Regions from separate parts of the Homo sapiens genome. Here region 2 is linked to region 1. Evidence: chromatin contacts called from ENCODE Hi-C or POLR2A ChIA-PET data. All regions are on one chromosome and are shown on one strand. The core of a region is the stretch at or near the end of the contact, and the rest is flanking DNA. Distances in the headings are between cores, read along the strand shown.

Evidence for each region. A loop is a pair of places that touch in the nucleus more often than their neighbours do. ChIA-PET counts read pairs that join two places held with the same protein, here RNA polymerase II (POLR2A). Pooled maps may share reads with other maps.
Region 2: a map of endothelial cell of umbilical vein shows a loop between it and region 1 (9-fold over the local background). The contact joins the promoter of TDRD3 here to the promoter of PCDH17 in region 1. A Hi-C loop is called at or near these places in 6 of 168 maps with a recorded cell type or tissue (cardiac septum, dorsolateral prefrontal cortex, endothelial cell of umbilical vein and 3 more) and 14 of 50 pooled maps. POLR2A ChIA-PET finds 5 or more read pairs at or near these places in 1 of 52 experiments (B cell).

The regions. Positions count from the first base shown.
Region 1 is chr13:57,629,869-57,634,949 of GRCh38, forward strand. It overlaps PCDH17 (protocadherin 17), which reads left to right and starts at 1,876. Exons shown (of 4, transcript NM_001040429.3): 1 at 1,876-5,081. The coding sequence starts at 2,679. RefSeq lists enhancers at 1-424, 2,383-3,062.
Region 2 is chr13:60,395,157-60,400,146 of GRCh38, forward strand. TDRD3 (tudor domain containing 3) reads left to right here and starts at 2,064. Exons shown (of 14, transcript NM_001146070.2): 1 at 2,064-2,249. The coding sequence starts at 2,209. RefSeq lists enhancers at 986-1,055, 1,386-1,715, 1,424-1,936, 1,786-1,985, 2,866-2,915 and a silencer at 2,126-2,695.

The sequences.
Region 1 (5,081 bases), core at 626-3,125:
GAATCCTGGGGCGCGTCCGCTTTGGCGGAGCGCTGGGCTCCGCTAGCCGGACTGGTTCCCCATCTAACTGATCTAATCAATGACTCCGAAGAGCCGGGGCTCCTGGCCCCGCCCCCGCCATCCTCTTCTCCGCCTCCCATTGGACGCGGGCCGAGAAGGCAGGGCCTTGCTCCTCGCTCGGATTGGCTGACAGGGAATCAGTATCAATGTTTAAGCGGCGGCGTGAGGTGAATAGAGTCAGTCAGCAAGAGACGCTGGGGAGAGAGCAGGGATCGCGAGCCCGGCGGATGCGGCAGCGGCGGAAGGCGGCTGGGGAGACGCTACTCCAACTGTTGAATTGAATTTTCACCTTTCCTTTCATCCGCTGCTTTGCTTGCGGAGATGGATTTATTTGCTTTGAAATCCGCATATCTTTCTCAGACTGTGGGGTGATCCCGGCAGACACCAGACTGAAAGAGACCACCCGTGACAGAAAAGGAGGAATTAAAAAAAAAAAAAACCTCCACAACAGACTGCACAATTAACTGTACACATCGATGTTGGACTTTGTGAATAGAAAAAATTGAGAGGAAAATCTTGAACTATGATGCGAGGCTAAGCTGGGAACAATTACTGGAAACCTGATTTTGTTTTTCCTTTTCCAAGACTCTGAAAAATTTCGGGGTACCTCTCGCCTAACCAAGAGGAAAGGTTTAAAAAAAATAAACAAAATAAATAAACCAATACACCTAGCAAAGCAGACGCCTTGTTTTCCAGAACCTCGGACTCCGGCAGAAAGAGGTAGAGTAAAAGTGCTGCTAGATTCAGCTTCACCTTCTTCCCTCCATCCTTTTCTCTTGCATTTTCTTTTTCCCCAAAAACATGAATCTGGTTTTTCTTTCTATAGACTGAGTCAGAGAAAGCGTTAGGAAGAAGCCGCAACTAATGTCTGTGAAGGGAGGACCATGAGGCGAGAGTGAATACGATTCGTTCCGCTGCTTCTGACTCATCCGGCAGATCGGAACACCTGCATTTCTGGATGTGTCATTCCCGTATGTCGAGGCGCCTCCAGAACCCGAAATAATGTGTAGACAGACCTGTGTCTAACATCCCCTCGGAGGGAGCTCCCCGGGGTAGGAGCCCCTGGCTGGACCGCCGCGGCCGCAGCTCTGCACCCCCTGCCCTCCCTGAGTCGCCCAGAAAAACTGAAAGAGAGACTGCAGAATGCATCACGCCAAACCTTGATGTGTTGCTTTCATCCAGCCCACTCCTCCTACTATAAGAGAAAATTGAAGGAAAAAAAAAAACACGTACTTTATTTGCTTCAAATATTCATCACTTTTATTCCTCGCCAAGGTTTTCTTTTCTAGATGAAGAGGACTGGGAGGCAGGGCTATTGGAAGGAGATGCTGAATAGAAAGAAAAGAGGCACTTGACAGCCCAGCCCTGTGAATGCAGAGACTGTTTCCCTTCTAGCGAGAGACAGGGAGAGTGTGTGTGCAAGGACTGGGAGGGAGGCTCCCCCTTCCTTTTTATTCGGCCTCCCCCCTCCTCCTTTAAATGTGCACGTCCAACCATGAGTTGCCTGTTGATTTCCCTTCGCCTGGGAAGAAAAGCAAACTGGAATTAAACTGCTTGGAGAGAAGTCCTTGCTCGCGGGGAGAGGATGGGATGGTAGCGGAGGCTACTGGCTTGGCGTAGAGAAATCAGAGAGTGTGTTCTACGAACAGAGGCGAAGATTTATCTCTCTACTTCCCCCCTCCCAATAGACTCACACAGCAAATGCTGATCAGGCTGTGGCTTTCTTGATTTCGGGGGAGAGCCTTTTCCGAGGAAGAGAGGGAGGAGCCTGGTGGGGAGAGGAAACTACAAATCGGGACACTAGTTCTTTACGCTGCATTTCCTCCCCTCCCTTTGGCTGCTCGGAAAGGAGAGAGAGGAAAAAAAAAATACGCTTGGCTGGTAGATGCAGTCCGCCGCCGCCGCTGCCTCAGCCAGCAATGCAAGATTAGATCTCTAAATGCAGCAAAACACTGCCTGAAAACAGACCGGCCCGCGCAGCAAGCAGACATTTCACGGTGCGCTGGGGAAGCTTCAAAATATATCTGTGACTCTGTCTTCGTTGCTCTTCATCCCCATCAATTTCATCACGGGAGGCGAGCAGCAAGTAAGAATTTCACTTTCGGATCTGCCTAGAGACACACCTCCCTGCTCCCTCCCCCACTCGATGTGAAGAGTATTCCGGAGTCTCCGGGCGGGAGTAGATTTGCAGCACCCTAGCGGGAGCGAGGAAAACCTACTGATTCTTTAGCTCATTATCATCTCTCCCAGACGAGATTTCCTTCTTATCGCCTGCCTCATCGCTCAAGTTTGAGCCTCCCGAAGTCCGGGCGGGAGAGACGAAACCCCTGGCTCACCCCCAGCCGCAGGAAGCCACCGCCTTGCTCCAAGCCCCTGCAGCTCTGCTGCACCGCAGCTTCTCACCCAGTGCGGATGCTGTAGATCAACAGGTTCAGGGAACTTGAGCAGAATAAGGAGAGACCACCGGGTGCCGCAGCTCGGGTGCAGAGGGAAAAAAGGACCCATAGACTTGTGGCTCGCGTCGCGCGCGCACGCTGCGCCAGGGCCCCAGGCTGGCGCGCACTCCCTCTCTGGCTCCTCCAGTCCGATTGCTCCTGCCCCCACCTTACAGGTCTGGGATGTACCTTTCCATCTGTTGCTGCTTTCTTCTATGGGCCCCTGCCCTCACTCTCAAGAACCTCAACTACTCCGTGCCGGAGGAGCAAGGGGCCGGCACGGTGATCGGGAACATCGGCAGGGATGCTCGACTGCAGCCTGGGCTTCCGCCTGCAGAGCGCGGCGGCGGAGGGCGCAGCAAGTCGGGTAGCTACCGGGTGCTGGAGAACTCCGCACCGCACCTGCTGGACGTGGACGCAGACAGCGGGCTCCTCTACACCAAGCAGCGCATCGACCGCGAGTCCCTGTGCCGCCACAATGCCAAGTGCCAGCTGTCCCTCGAGGTGTTCGCCAACGACAAGGAGATCTGCATGATCAAGGTAGAGATCCAGGACATCAACGACAACGCGCCCTCCTTCTCCTCGGACCAGATCGAAATGGACATCTCGGAGAACGCTGCTCCGGGCACCCGCTTCCCCCTCACCAGCGCACATGACCCCGACGCCGGCGAGAATGGGCTCCGCACCTACCTGCTCACGCGCGACGATCACGGCCTCTTTGGACTGGACGTTAAGTCCCGCGGCGACGGCACCAAGTTCCCAGAACTGGTCATCCAGAAGGCTCTGGACCGCGAGCAACAGAATCACCATACGCTCGTGCTGACTGCCCTGGACGGTGGCGAGCCTCCACGTTCCGCCACCGTACAGATCAACGTGAAGGTGATTGACTCCAACGACAACAGCCCGGTCTTCGAGGCGCCATCCTACTTGGTGGAACTGCCCGAGAACGCTCCGCTGGGTACAGTGGTCATCGATCTGAACGCCACCGACGCCGATGAAGGTCCCAATGGTGAAGTGCTCTACTCTTTCAGCAGCTACGTGCCTGACCGCGTGCGGGAGCTCTTCTCCATCGACCCCAAGACCGGCCTAATCCGTGTGAAGGGCAATCTGGACTATGAGGAAAACGGGATGCTGGAGATTGACGTGCAGGCCCGAGACCTGGGGCCTAACCCTATCCCAGCCCACTGCAAAGTCACGGTCAAGCTCATCGACCGCAACGACAATGCGCCGTCCATCGGTTTCGTCTCCGTGCGCCAGGGGGCGCTGAGCGAGGCCGCCCCTCCCGGCACCGTCATCGCCCTGGTGCGGGTCACTGACCGGGACTCTGGCAAGAACGGACAGCTGCAGTGTCGGGTCCTAGGCGGAGGAGGGACGGGCGGCGGCGGGGGCCTGGGCGGGCCCGGGGGTTCCGTCCCCTTCAAGCTTGAGGAGAACTACGACAACTTCTACACGGTGGTGACTGACCGCCCGCTGGACCGCGAGACACAAGACGAGTACAACGTGACCATCGTGGCGCGGGACGGGGGCTCTCCTCCCCTCAACTCCACCAAGTCGTTCGCGATCAAGATTCTAGACGAGAACGACAACCCGCCTCGGTTCACCAAAGGGCTCTACGTGCTTCAGGTGCACGAGAACAACATCCCGGGAGAGTACCTGGGCTCTGTGCTCGCCCAGGATCCCGACCTGGGCCAGAACGGCACCGTATCCTACTCTATCCTGCCCTCGCACATCGGCGACGTGTCTATCTACACCTATGTGTCTGTGAATCCCACGAACGGGGCCATCTACGCCCTGCGCTCCTTTAACTTCGAGCAGACCAAGGCTTTTGAGTTCAAGGTGCTTGCTAAGGACTCGGGGGCGCCCGCGCACTTGGAGAGCAACGCCACGGTGAGGGTGACAGTGCTAGACGTGAATGACAACGCGCCAGTGATCGTGCTCCCCACGCTGCAGAACGACACCGCGGAGCTGCAGGTGCCGCGCAACGCTGGCCTGGGCTATCTGGTGAGCACTGTGCGCGCCCTAGACAGCGACTTCGGCGAGAGCGGGCGTCTCACCTACGAGATCGTGGACGGCAACGACGACCACCTGTTTGAGATCGACCCGTCCAGCGGCGAGATCCGCACGCTGCACCCTTTCTGGGAGGACGTGACGCCCGTGGTGGAGCTGGTGGTGAAGGTGACCGACCACGGCAAGCCTACCCTGTCCGCAGTGGCCAAGCTCATCATCCGCTCGGTGAGCGGATCCCTTCCCGAGGGGGTACCACGGGTGAATGGCGAGCAGCACCACTGGGACATGTCGCTGCCGCTCATCGTGACTCTGAGCACTATCTCCATCATCCTCCTAGCGGCCATGATCACCATCGCCGTCAAGTGCAAGCGCGAGAACAAGGAGATCCGCACTTACAACTGCCGCATCGCCGAGTACAGCCACCCGCAGCTGGGTGGGGGCAAGGGCAAGAAGAAGAAGATCAACAAAAATGATATCATGCTGGTGCAGAGCGAAGTGGAGGAGAGGAACGCCATGAACGTCATGAACGTGGTGAGCAGCCCCTCCCTGGCCACCTCCCCCATGTACTTCGACTACCAG
Region 2 (4,990 bases), core at 814-3,313, 2.8 Mb after region 1:
GTGATTTTTTTTTTTAAAAGGTAAAGCTACATTTTCCCTTCTGTAATAAGTAAGTTATGGCTTGAAACTTTGAGACCATGTGAAGATCCTGTACTCCTAGTCTTTTACCCTGTGGCTTTTAGTATCGTCTGATAAATTTTCCTCTATCAATTGTGGTTGACTTGGAAAACTGTGATTTTTCTAATTCTATCATTTGTTCTACATTTACTATCTTGTATTGCTCTGAAAGAAAAGATTTTGTCCTCCTTCATTTTTGGTGGCACTCCGAAGAAATTCAATGTGTTTCATCAATTATTGTCACCATTTTTTGGATGCTCATGTTGTCCCACATTTCTCCAGTAAAAAACCCATTCTTTAAGAGAATTTAGTGTTTTGTGGAGTACTTTATTATTGTAAGGACCATGCAGTGGTAAATCCTTACTGAATCACACGACATGTGAGAACAAATGACTTTATAACCAGTGAGAAATTCTGATGATTGGTACAACATATTTTCATAGTTAACAGGTTACACTAACTGAAAAATGTAAATAATTGGTAACAGAAAATTCTAACCGCCAATAAAAATTATTGGCAATTTATTTTTGAGTCATCTATTTACCTTTAAAATGGCATATCTATTCCTGGCTCCTGTATATGATGGCCGATGACTATAAATTGAAATATACCTGTAGCATACGTATGACTTAAACACTGCATACTACTGCACATTGCAGCGAACAGGATGGAGCTACTTGTGATCTAAAATTATCTAAACAATATACTTGGGAGCAAATCTCAATAGCATTCCATCTAACGAAAGCATCGCGATTTTATAACTATGACTTTTGGGAAGACCAAACGGAATACCCCAGCTGAAATGAGAAAAATCTGTATTAAGGAATTTTAGCTCCACCCAGGGCAATTATCCCCTTCCTTCCGTAACTGCCAATTTCCTCCCCAATCCCAAGAGCGCCTCTGCCCAGTTCCGCAGTCTCTGCTCCAAGTCTGTTTTTGATGATGCCCTTAGAAGCAGGGGCAGCGGCAAGCGGCGGAGATAGGGATTAAGTTCCTAACAGTCTTCTTCCCCTGACCTGGCAGATGGGGACGCTGCCCCTTAGAAGCCTTTTTCCCCGCAATACGGGACGCCGCAGAGGTGAAAGACCAAGAAGGTGGAGCAAACTTTTAGGGAGCGCCTCTTGGGCCCGCGTACCCTTCCGCCTGTTCCTCTCTGATTGGCCAGCGTGAGTCACGGACGCCCAATCGCGCGGTAGCGTCCGCCGTGCCGCTGGGCGACGGCGGCGCGCATGCCCACTCAGGGACCCACCCTGCGCCCCAGCCCTCTACAGCGCGGGCGAAGGGCATCGGCGGGGAAGCGGCTGTGGTTGCCAGATCTGGCAGTACAGAGCCAAGGTGGCAGGGCCGCGCTAGGACACGGATGGTCCCAGGGGGAGGGCAACAGGAAAAACAAGCACTGACACAACTGCCCCATTTCCCCATGTCCCCTAAAAGCAGGTTTTCTTGGGCTGACCAGGGCATTTTCACTGTGGTGTCCGACTGGGGCAACTCGATCTGCCCGCGGGGACTCAAAAAAGCTTGAGCTGCATTTTTTCTTTGCGTCCGGGCGGACCAAAAGGCGAGGTGAAGGGAACGAGTGTTTATAAGAAAGTAAACTTTTGTGCAGAATGGGCTGGGGACACCTCTGAGTTTTGCTGCCCGCAACGTGACCTTTTTAGCGCGGTCCTGGACGCGTTCCCTCGCAGCCAACCCGTCAGTCTCCTCAGGCCTTATCCTGCCCTCTCTGAGGTGGCCGCCTGTGGGCGCTGCAAACGCCACACTTTTGCTCTACGAAGAACCTCCTCGCGACTTTCCAAGGTGTGCAACTCAGAAAAGCGCCCCCCAAAACAAGTAAAAGCCTTCGGGGAAGAGGCAAAGTCCCTGAACCGTCCTGACTCCAGCCACCAGCCGGTGTTTGGTGGATCAGGTCCCGGAGCTCCGCAGCCTGGGAGCCCCACACCAGGCCGGCCCCTACGGCCGCTCAGAAAACGCGGCGAGCGGAACCCGCACGCGGAAGCGCCGGCCGCACTGAGCATGCCCAGTTGCAGAGCCGACCAGAGGAGTTTTTTCTTTTCTTTTCTTTTTTTTTTTTTAAGGGGGGGGGTCTCAAGTAGGAGGCCTCCCCATCACCCCCACCCCAGCCCCCCACCACCCCCGGCCTAAGCAGCTACCATGGCCCAGGTGGCCGGCGCGGCGTTGTCCCAGGCGGGTTGGTAAGTGGCGAGTCCCGCCGGCTGCCGGGCCGCGGGTGCGGGCCGGGGCCCCAGGGAGGTTGGGTTGGGGGCGGCGGGGTGCGTGTCGGGGTAGGCGGAGGCTGTCGTCCGCCCCCGGCCTCTCCCCGGGCCCTTCGGGCCGGCTCCGCCCCCGGCGCCACGCGGAGCCCTGCGAGTTCCCCTAGGTCCCCTGGAGGCGGCGGCGGCGGCGGCCTGGGCCCCGGGCGGCGGGCCTGGGCCCCGGGCGGCGGGCGGCGGGCCTGGGGAGAGGCCGGGGGCCGCGAGCCGGGCGGGTGGCGGCCCAGACCCCGGCCGACCGGAGCGCCGGGGAGGACCTGCAGCGCCGTCCGCGCGGCTTCTCCGGGGAGGGGGTGTTTCTGCAGCGGGATCGGGAGGCGAGGGCTGGGAACGAAGTGCGGCGGAGAGGGACGAACGCGGCCGGAGCCCGCGGGCCCATAGGAAGTTGAGGGCAGAGCAGAGCACAGCCCGCGCTGCGGCCGGAGCCGCCTCTTCTTACCCCTTATTTCAAAGTACAGTGTGGACCAGTGTGAATCTGCCTTCCGCGGCACACACACAACTTCTGGAGCTAAGAATGACCGCAATGTCAACTCGTGGGGGTGCTCGGTAGAACTTTTCTTGAAAGGATGGTGTTCTGATTTTAAGAGGCCTTTCGTGTCAAGATTTTCAGGATTTGAAAACAATACAAAATTATGCGAAATTAGGCAGTTTCTGGAATTGCGGCCATTACGGTTGTAATCATCCCGTTTAATTCAGTAACGCTTTTCCCAGGCTTGCACAGGCACATTCTGGGATGAAGGGTAGGAACGGGGATGAAAAAGATTTGCAACGGCTCTCTGCAATTACTGCTTTAGGAGAAAGAGTGAGGCATTAAAAGACCAAACAAAACCAGGGGGAATAGTGATAAACCGTACGTACAGAGGAACAGATGAGTGCACTGTGGAATGGGAGGGAGAGTTACTTTCCTAAAGTGGACTTGGAAAGATGGTAAGGAAAAGGCTTTCTAGCACAGAGCTGCTGGAGATGACACAGGGAAGCGCTTATTGTTTTGCAGAACCTACACAAGATCTATATGGTTCGTGAAAGATGTGGATTTGATTTTGTGAATAAAGTTTTTGATCAGTAGAGGGATATAATCACAACTGTGCTTTGAAGAAGCCCCTCCTGATTTTAAAGGCACTTGTGTTATTATACACCCCATTTTACAGGTGAGGAGACTGAGGCAAAGAGCTGTTAAGTAACTTTCCCAAAATGACATAGCTAGAAAGTGGTGGAGTTGAATGTTGAGCACAGAGGGCCTGGCTCTGGGCCTGGTTCCTTTAACGCTTATGCGTTATTGTTGTTACAGTTTTTTCGCAGAACAGCATGGGCGTAAAAGATTGTAGAGTTAAAAACACTGTCTTCAGTTTTGTTTCTGTTCAATAGGAATCTCTTCTTTCAGTTTTTTTACCCACAAGGGTGTCCTGAATAATCTTGGATCCCTCTTTCATTTGCCTTTCTCCCCATTTCTCATTAGGTTGAGCGTTGATCCTTCACACTAGTAATATTTTCATTTACAAACTCAGTATTTTACTGCTTTCCAACATGACCCCCCCTCCTTTGGAAAGATTAGTCTCATTTTTTAGGTCCCGAACACGTGTTGACTTTGTTTTCTCTGGCCTCTTATGCTTTTCCAGGGCAGGGAAGTGAGTCTTATTTTTCTCCTTATCTGGATTGTCAAGAAATGCACCAGATTGTAGGTTCTCTGTAAAGTCTAATACAGTTGACCTTGGAATGCCCCTGCCAGTCAGAATTCTCTGGGCAGGGCCTCTGCAGAAGCTTAGGTAGAGTCCCACCCTGCTTCGTTATATTGTTATAAATCTTCAGCAATGTTATATTGTAGCATTTGCTACTTTATATTGCAACTTAACTGTTTATGTTTCTCCCACCTGTCTGTGCTGCTTCTGTATGGCAGTGACTCATAAAGGCAGTAGTAATCTGCGGGGCTAAAAACACTATCTTTCTAGGAATTGTGAGTTTCATGTAATTCCTGCTAGGTCTCGAACAGACTAGGCATGAGGATCTCCTAGGCTTTCAGGTGGCTTCTACTAGGTCTTTAATTGGGGACTTACTATGTTAAAATTTAGAATCACAAAGGTTTAAAGGCAGAAAAGAGCACTGGAGGGAAAATTTCTGACTGAAGGGCTTTCACCAACTCATTTTAGTTCTTATATCCTGAGTTTGCTCTTACACTTGGGGTTCTCTGTTAACTGTCACTGACAAACCATTTTTCTTAGTATTCAAATCTATGTACTTAGTTACTTGTAGAAGCTAAAAAGAAGTAGATGCTAAAACATGGACACACTATTGTTAAATCTGTTCTATAGGCTTCACCTAAAATAGCAGATTAGGGAAATATTTAGTGCTGAAAAGTTTACAATTCTGAAAATGTGATCTTCAGGGGGGTACAGAAGATCTATGTAGACCAATCTGTTCAAGTTTACATTATTTTTAAGCGCAGTTTTTTTCCTTCTTAAGGTTTTAATCTTCATTAGAACCCCTATAAAAATCAGTATTTTAAAATATAACTTCAAAAGTAGCTACCTGGCGGACTTAAAATAATTTTTGTTCTTCAATGGCCAGTAGCACACAAACTATTAGATTTTGCTGATTTGAACTTGAATGTTCCAGGGCTTTCTACAGAGTAGTGATAATGTTTAAATAATGCACTAAATGGTACCTTG